Linked DNA regions of Homo sapiens: region 2 is linked to region 1. A link is a contact called in ENCODE Hi-C or POLR2A ChIA-PET data. All regions are on one chromosome and are shown on one strand. The core of a region is the stretch at or near the end of the contact, and the rest is flanking DNA. Distances in the headings are between cores, read along the strand shown. Region 1 overlaps DIRC3-AS1 (DIRC3 antisense RNA 1). Region 2 overlaps DIRC3 (disrupted in renal carcinoma 3).

Region 1 (4,404 bases), core at 597-3,096:
ATCTAGGGTTTGCCTGAGACCTCTGGAGCCCCAGAAAGCATATGTTACAAACAAGGCTCTTTCTTTTAGCTTTGCCATTCCTGGATGGCTTCAGTGTTAAACAACTCACTGAAGAGTCAGTGTGACAGCCTTTCTGGGTTCCTGCACCCAGTGCATCTTGAATTCTTTTCTTGTCCTGTGCCCAGGAAGAATCAGGTCACATGAAAGGATTGAAGGGTGGTGTATGCAGAGGATTTTACTGAGTGATGGGAGTGGCTTCAGCAGGATGGGGAGCTGGAAAGGGGATGCAGTGGGAAGGTAATCTTTCCCTGGAGTTCAACCATCCCCAGCTGAACTCCTCTCCAACTGTCCCTGGCTGAACTTCTCTCGACATTCAGATGCTTCTTCTTTTCTCTCCTTCTCTGTCATGCCACTCTGTTCCTCTGCCAGTGGAGCTTGGACTTTTTGTGCGTACAGGGTAGGGGGCACAGTGGGCCAGGGTGGTTTTGGAAAAGACAACATTTGGGTAGGAAAACAGGAAGGTATGTTGTCATTTAGACCCACAGGTCTAGGCTTGAGAGTGGAGCCCTTGCTAAGGACCCCGCCCTCTTCCTCCCAGTCTTTCCCTGCCTCCTGTCCATATCACTACCCCACCATTCCTTTGAGCTTTTGGGTCACTGCACAGACTACTTACTTAAGGCTTTGCATGCTTAACTTCTACCTGTCAGCCTCAAAGTCAAATCCAGGCTCTTTGTTGGAAACCACTCAGGGCCCTAGAAACTTATGAGCATATCTTGTAGGCACTCGGGCTTTAGTTCCCAGGGCCTCAGGCCATACACTTGTCTCATATGGACTCTTCTGCTACTGCTAGCATTTCTGTAATGTGAATTAATGTATACCATTGACATATGGGTGAATAATATCAGTATAACATGGAACAGTGGGAAGAAGGAAGAAAATAAATTAAAAAGTTTTCACTGCACTCAGGCCTTCTTCCTCAAGAAGTTCACCCCAGACGCTTGCTGGCAAATTGCAGTTGCTCTTTGGCCACCTTAAGAGCAGACCCAACAGCTCAGATCTCCATTATCATCAGCACTGCCCAGCACCCATCAGACCTGCTCTGAATGAAGGGCTGCCAACATGTCCACCAACTGTCATTGTGTATTTTTAATGTCCAGTGACACTGAGCGCCCAGTGATTGCTTTTGTTTGTGCTCTGGTCCCTAGGTAGGCTTTGGATAGAATCTCCTATCCTACTTTTCCATCAATCCTGTTGTTTGTAGTGTACAAGGGTTTTCAAATGCCTATATCATTGCAGAAATGTATCTCCTTGATGCAGAACTGACCCTCCAGCAGTATGCACTGATGCCCACAGGACCTTAGAAACTTTGCCTTGGTGCCCCACCAAACTTTGGTTTTCTAGTACCTTGAAATCATGGTGCCAATTCATGGTCCACATCTTTTGTACCATGTCTGCCACACTTGCACCCATCCACTGAGCCTGATGATCAGAGAACTTCATTTTCCTAATTTCATCGCTTTCTCACCTGTTTCAGGCTTTCCCACAGCTTCTCGACTAATGGGGTCATTGGTGTCTCTCTAGAAATGCCACTGTGCCTGAGTGTCTGGGATTATTGCTATATTTGCTTTATGGGGAGAGGCTGAAAAGCCCAGTACAACTATGCAGCTTGACACTGCCAATTTACCCCTAAATCTGTTAATGCACCCTGGAGCTGAAAGTCACAGGCCACAATTGCTCCACATTGAGTGGATAAACAAACCATAAATAATTCTGTGGACACATCGTAAACGTGGGGCCGACCTGTCTCTTCTAGCCTATCTGTCTCTACAGGCTAAAGGAGTAACGTGAGTGAGGGTGCCTCGTTCCCAAGGGCTTTAGGCAACAGGAAGGGACCAAAACTAAAACCAGAAGCTCCTCTTATGGGTGGAGTAGAGCAGCTGGGCTTCATCTTTGCCAAAGTCAGAACAAGAGGAAGGGGGCTGGTATAACTGAAGGAGGGAAAAGTTAGTTACAGAATTGAAAAAACCTGGACTGGATTCTAAGGGGGATGAGGGCCTCATTTTCTGAAAACACTTTAAAATTAAATCTTCTCGCCAATGTGTTTGTGTATAACAGCATATATGTGTGTGCATGTATATATGTTTACACCCTCCTCCCCTCCCAAACACACAAACACATGCCTGCATGACTAAGAGACTTTTATCCTCATCTGTTTAAAGAAAATTATGGGCAACATAATCTGGTTAAGGCCATAAAAGACTGAAATTGGCCTGAAGATGTGTTCTCTTCAGTCCACAAAGTTTACAAATTATTTTTTATATGAAATGCCTTTAGAAAGCAAGTGTACTGTGCATACTCTGAAGTTTGCTGTAGTCCCCACCACTCCCTAACGTCATACCTCACAATGTCTGTTACCTCTCTGGGATTGATAGCAGGATTTCTCAACCCAGTGCTGATGATTCTTTGTAGTGCTGCTTGTCCGGGCACTGTGGGATGTTTAGCCACACCCCTGGCTTCTACCCACAAGGTGCCAGTAGCACCCGCATTTACTGCCCATGGCTAGAAGTTTTCTGACAACCAGAGAGGTAAAGCAATTTCCTCAAAGTCTCGTACTTGGAGTAGTTCTATGATTTCATACTCCTGGCATAGTGCCCTTTCTTCTATAGTATGGATAGTAAATCCCCACATCACTTATTTTCACATTACATAAAGAATTCCCTGAGCTGCCTAAGCAGCATTTATAAGAGGTAGGTTACTTGCCGTTTTCAACATATAGTTTGTGGTAAAATGGACAGCTGTATAATTCTGAGGTGTTGACCCCCATCTCTAAACTCAGCTTTCTAACCCAGTTAAGTGGGAGAAATAGTGGTACCCGAGATCAAGCCTGTCTATACTTATATGGCTAGAGGATAGTTGAGGCTGGCATTATCTGATTGGTTGGTGCCTGTGACATGCCAGCGGTGAAATACTTTGAATATCACCCTGCCTGTCTTGTTGGGTTGTTGTGATGATTAAGTAAGACAGTCCAATTATGCTTGGCATATTGTAAACTCTCAACAGCTATGAGCTATTGTTCTTATTGTCCCAATTCATAATCAGGTAAAATAAGGAAGTCCCACCTACTGCTTTGACCTTATATGGCACCCCACTCCCCTTCCCTGCCTGTCCTAGGTACAGTGGCACATTCTTGTTTCTCTACCTTGGCAATTTGGGCCAATTCTTGCCTCAGGGCCTTTGCACTTCCTGTACCTTCTGCCTAGAGTGCTCTTACCCCAGGCTTTTATTTTGCTCCTCCTCGTTGTGCAGATTTCCGTTCCAATGTCACTTTCAGAGAGTCCTTTCCTGACTTCCCTCTATAAAAGAATCCCTACCTACCTATCCAATTCTGCATACCCTTGGGCTATCTGGACTAATATTTATTATTATTATTATTTATTATGTGTCTTCCCTCTTCTTCACAAAAGAGGAAGTTTGTCTTCTTTGCACTATAGCTCTAGCATTCTTTCATGTCATGGTAGTAGCAGAGAGCCTAGCGTACAGCTCAAGTGCTCAGTAAATATTTGTGCAAGGAATACATTAAGCATAAACCCTGGTTCTTATTCCAAGTCCAGGGCTGTTTCACTCCATTAGATATAAGCCTATCTAGAAGAAGATGAATAAGATTCATTGACTGAATGATGGATTCATTCATTGATTCACTGATTCATTCTTTAATGTGTTCATTGATTCACTTATCTATTCATTCACGTATTCATTCATTAATTTAGCAAACATATACTAGGTACCCTGTTGGGAATCTACCTACTCTGTAGGGAGAAACTCAAATGAGCGAATTTCAGTTCCTATTATTATTCTTCATTACCATATGCAAGCAAGCAGGAAAAATAGAGGCTCCCACCTATAAAGAATGAAAACATGTTTTTCCACATTAGCATTTCCCCAAAGTCTCTAGAGCCCATTGCCATAGAAAATTTCATACAGAGCCTCTACTCTGTGCCAGGTGCCATCGAGGCACCATGGATTCTGAAATGGATAAGGTCTGGTTCCTAGACCCAAGTTGGTTTTGCATCTCACTGCCTTATTCCATTGCTTATTACCTCTGGCCTGGACTATGGCAGAACTTCATATTAGAAAGCACACACACTTGTCTGTTGTTGGTCAAAACAGTTCAACTACTGGCAGGCCTCTGGGATGCAGTTTGCTGTGTTCTTTTCTATTTAACTACCACCAACTCATTCTAATTCTTAGGATTACCCTCTTTTTCAAGGCCATCTGTGAGCCAGCACACCACCTGCTCAACTCTTCTCTGTTGTGCCTTTTTTTTTTTATTATACTCTAAGTTTTAGGGTACATGTGCACATTGTGCAGGTTAGTTACATATGTATACATGTGCCATGCTGGTGC
Region 2 (4,404 bases), core at 1,191-3,690, 120 kb before region 1:
CTCTCAGAAGTCCTCTCTCTCACACTAGATAGAGAGCTGTTTTCCTTTCTCTTTCTTCTGCCTATTAAATCTCCACTCTTAAACTCCTGGGTGGTGGGGTGGGGGGCGGGGGAAAGAGGCAGTATGATGAAGTGATTGGGGTCATAGACTCTATAGTGTTAGATCACAGCATTGCTCCTCACAAGCTGTGTGATTATGGCAGCTTACTTAACTTCTCTGTGCCTTGGTTTATTTATTTATTATTTTGAGACTAGGTCATGCTCTTTAACCCAGGCTGGAGTGCAGTGGCACTAACATGGCTCACTACAGCCTCAACCTCCGGTGTTCAAGCAGTCCTCCTGTCTCAGCCTCCCATGTAGCTGGAACCACAGGTGTGCACCACCACTCCTGGCTAAGTTTTTTGTTTTTTGTAGAGACTGGGTCTCGCTACATTGCCCAGGCTGGTCTTGAACTCCTGGGCTCAAGGGATTCTCCCACCCCGATCTCTTGAAGTGCTAGGATTATAGACATGAGCTACTGCACCCAGCCTCTCTCATTTTAAAAGTGGGGAGTAGGAGTATTTATCTCACTGCGTTGTTGTGCAGCTTAAATCTGTTGATATATGCAAAGACTTAGGAGACTGATTGGTATATAGTAATCTCTATATAAGTGGTTGCTATTATTATTTGCTATTCTGAGTGAGAAAACAAAAATCCAGAGAGATAAGGTAACTTGAAAAAGCTCCCAGCTAGTAAATGGTAGAGCTAGGCCTCAAATCCAGGATTAATTAACTCTAAATTCAAGTACTTAATTGTTATAATATTCTGCCTCCTCAGGAGACATAAAAAATATAGAGACATTAGAAAACAAAAAACATCAGAGTTACTGGAGAGAAGTAGGGTGAATCAGAAATACAGGAACAGAAACTTTGTGGCAGAAATCTGGATTTTCTCTTACAGGGTAGCAGACAGAGCTGTGAGTCTACCTATCAACACACTCCCCCTTTCCTCTCTTTTAAAAGGCCTACTGATGGGTTCAGGCCTTTGCCTTCCTCTGTGAAGTTATGAACTTCTGGAAAGATGGAGCCCCTCTTCAACTCCAGAACTTTATTTATGGTTGATCCGAGTCAATAGTGGTCCTGTTCTTCTTGATAGGAATTGGTTTGGGCACGGGCAATAAGATGTGAGAGAAGGCCTTATCCCATGGAAGGGTTTCCATGAAAGGTGTATTCATGTGCGAATAGATGAGCTCTCTTTTCTGTTGGATGTTGTGGTGTCTGGGTGTCTTGGTCTTTTGGGCTTCTATAACAAAATACCATAAACTAAGAAGCTTATAAAAAACAGAAATTTATTTCTCACAGTTCTGGAATCTAGGAAGTCCACGATCACGGCACTGGCAGATTCAATGTCTGGTGAGAGCCTGCTTCCCAGTTCATAGATGGTGCTTCTCACTGTGTCCTCACATGGTGGAAGGGGCAAGACAGGTCTCTGGGACCTCTTTTTTAAAGGCACTAATCCCAACCATGAAGGCTCCACCCTCATGACCAAATCACTTCCCAAAGGCCCCACCTTTTAATATGATCACATTAGTGGTTAGGTTTCGACATAGAAACTTGCGGGGGACACGAACACTCAGACCATAGCAATGGGTAAGACTATGGTAGTCACGTTTCACCAGTAGATTAGCTAACCCAAGGACGAGCCCATACATGAGGGTGCTAGAGCAGGAGGACAGAAAGAACCAGGGCCTTGTTGATGTCTGTGAGCTTTGAATTCACCAGCCTCAGAATTGTCCTACCCATAGACTTTTGTTATAGGAGATAATGTTTTCTTAATTGCTCAAGCCAGTTGAGATATATTCTGTTACTTGCAGCCTGAACCATCCAAACCAGTTCAACTACAAAATCAAACTCTTGCTATAAGAGGAGAGAAAGAAATAGTGCCATGGTATCTTTAGGTGTGTGCCTAGAGGGGCGGCCCCAGATCTATGGGTTTGTTTCCGAGAGTGAGGATGGGTTGTGGCCCTGCAGGGTTGCCGCTGAAGCTGGTTTCTCATGTTGTGTTGGAAAAGGCCATTCTGGGAGCTGGGTCACGAGCTCCTGGAGAAGCAGAGTTCCCCAGCCCTTTAAATGGAGGAGCTCCCATAACAACCAAACAAGCAGGATTCCAAGCGGGAAGATAACAATGATCTTGGAGCTTCTCCCTACTCAGATTAGATGCATGAAGGTAATAAAAACCACCCAAAAGAAACTGCAAAAAGAGGCCTTGGGAAGCACATTCAAGAGGGTGAAAAGGAAGAACAGAAGGAACCCGTGGAAAGAAAATCTTCCAGACCAAATGATGGTCCAAAAATAATGAGACCAAAGTTCAAAAAAGTAATTTAAACCAAATAAGGCAGGGAAAGCCTAGCCAGCAAGGGGCGGGCTCACTCTGCAGGGAGCAGGCGAGCAGAGGGGATGGAGCTGAGCAGAGTTCAGTTCAGGACAGCCCATGGGTCAGAGGGAACTGAGGAATGTGCCCGCTGCCCAGGTCAGCAAGGGGGGCAGCATCAGATGGCATGCTGTCTTACCTCCCCTGCCCCAAGGGGCCTGGAGCATTGCCACCACCCTCACTGGTGATAGGGCTGCTTGAAGTTGCAGAGCACAACCCATCTGGGTGGGTTTGCCGCCACTGCAACAGAGAGCCTGTGGGACCAGGCAAATGAAGGAAGCCTTACTTGCTCATAGCCAAGCTTCTTTTCAGGTTCTATTTTATATTTTATTGCAACAAAGAATTCCAGGGCCATACTCTGAGCCAGGGATGATGGGTGCTAAGCTCATTAACTGCCTGCTCAGTTTGTGGACTTGTTCCTGCTGAATCTGTAGTCCAGGTACTGCCAGTTTCTTAGTGTCAGAGCCCTCATAGGGTTCATTTGTGCATCCTGCATGTGGATATGTGTGTGCATTTACCCAGATTTTTAAAAAGCTTTCTATTTACCTTTTCTATTTAGCACATACCCTCTTCCATACTTAAAACTCCACACCTTCTACCACAGCTTTTAGAGTGATAGCACTGGGTTACAATACATGTTTTCGCAGGAATTGAGCATTTAAAGAGGTACTAAAGTGAACATGAAGAATTTAAATTCTAGGTAAACAGCTCTCAAAAGCTCTCTCTTCTTTGTGCTTTCCCTGATTATGATATCTGATATTTATTCTTATGACAGAGGACAAACTAAACTGTGTATCACAGTCACCGATTGATTCACTCTGCACCACTGGTCCCCAGTGGCATTTGGGGGCAATGTGATGTCTTTTTCTTAACTCAGGGCCCTCTTAGTCCCTCCTTGTCCCTCTCTGGAGCACTTATGAATTCTTAGGTCCACTGTTCAGCCCGGGCAGGCCATGGAGTGCAAGCAGTGCTGCTGGAGGCTTGCCTAGCTGGTCACTTTCCTGCTCCACCGCTAAAGTTTCCGCCCTCACTCAGGCCATGCTGAACATGGCTCTGTGTGGGGCTCTTCCAAGATGCTCCCAGTCTCCCCTAAGCTGTGTTTGGGAAACAGTGTCGCTGGTCTCCTCCTCCAAATATTCTCAGGTTCCTTCCATATCTAGTTGGAAATGTTCACTATGCCTCCTTCTGATCTTGGGGTTCACCTCGGGAGTGGGGAGATTAGGACATGTAAGTCACATCTCTCTGCTGTATTTCTGTCTTTCTCTCCTGCTCACAGCCCCCTTGGGATACACAGATAGGTTCCCTTTCCGCTCTGGTCTTCAGAGTAGGGTGTGTGTACAACATTCCTTTATTTTCTTCCCACCTGGCAAGTGATTTGCCCGTCCCTATTTCCTGAGACATGAAGGCAAATAGGGTGCAAGGAATGAGAACTTGTTTTCACAGATAAGTGAACATGACCTTTGAAGTGGTTAGAAAAACACAGCAATCACACTAGCATACATAGACCCTTGAGGCTGGCTGGGAGCCCTGTACAAAAAATAAAAATAATAAATAATAAAGGCTGCTTTCTGGCTGAGAAGGGAAGGGAAGAGTGAGGATTGTCAACAGTATGGGGGTAACAACTCCACAGGTTCTGCAAGTTTTTCTCTCTGAAAAAGAGGACTCTTGACTTTTCCTGCTTTGCTTTTAATTTCAAAACAGCACACATACTTTCATCTCCCACAGGATGTTCCTAGGAGCAATAACGCCAGGGATGAATTTCTTCCCATCACATGAGCAGGATGGCACAATGAAGATGCCCCCGGGAAAGACCCTCCTATTTTTTTCTAATTCAGAAAAAGCAGAAGAATAATATGATACACATATCCCCTGCTCATATTTAAAATGTTCACTTTTTGTCACTTAGGCTTCAGATAGTATATCTCACAGTTAAAATTGAAAACCATTTTGTTCCTCCTCTCCATCCTAGTCTTGCTTCTTTCTCTCCAGCGATGAC

What was found. Hi-C counts contacts between places; a loop is a spot of excess contacts on that map. ChIA-PET counts read pairs that join two places held with the same protein, here RNA polymerase II (POLR2A). Pooled maps may share reads with other maps.
Region 2: a map of Caco-2 shows a loop between it and region 1 (19-fold over the local background). The contact joins two enhancer-like sites. A Hi-C loop is called at or near these places in 1 of 168 maps with a recorded cell type or tissue (Caco-2), 3 of 37 single-sample maps with no recorded cell type and 4 of 50 pooled maps. POLR2A ChIA-PET finds 5 or more read pairs at or near these places in 2 of 52 experiments (A673 and OCI-LY7).

Annotation. Positions count from the first base shown.
Region 1 is chr2:217,311,698-217,316,101 of GRCh38, reverse strand. All of the region lies in intron 4 of DIRC3-AS1 (DIRC3 antisense RNA 1), which reads right to left. The region is part of intron 12 of DIRC3 (disrupted in renal carcinoma 3); the gene reads left to right. Among named protein-coding and RNA genes, the nearest start is that of DIRC3-AS1, 31 kb to the right of the region's middle. Within about 2 kb of position 1,846, at least 3 of the 41 ENCODE cell types and tissues checked have a DNase peak (open chromatin) inside an H3K27ac peak, as active enhancers do.
Region 2 is chr2:217,435,552-217,439,955 of GRCh38, reverse strand. The region is part of intron 3 of DIRC3 (disrupted in renal carcinoma 3); the gene reads left to right. Among named protein-coding and RNA genes, the nearest start is that of DIRC3-AS1, 160 kb to the right of the region's middle. Within about 2 kb of position 2,440, at least 12 of the 41 ENCODE cell types and tissues checked have a DNase peak (open chromatin) inside an H3K27ac peak, as active enhancers do.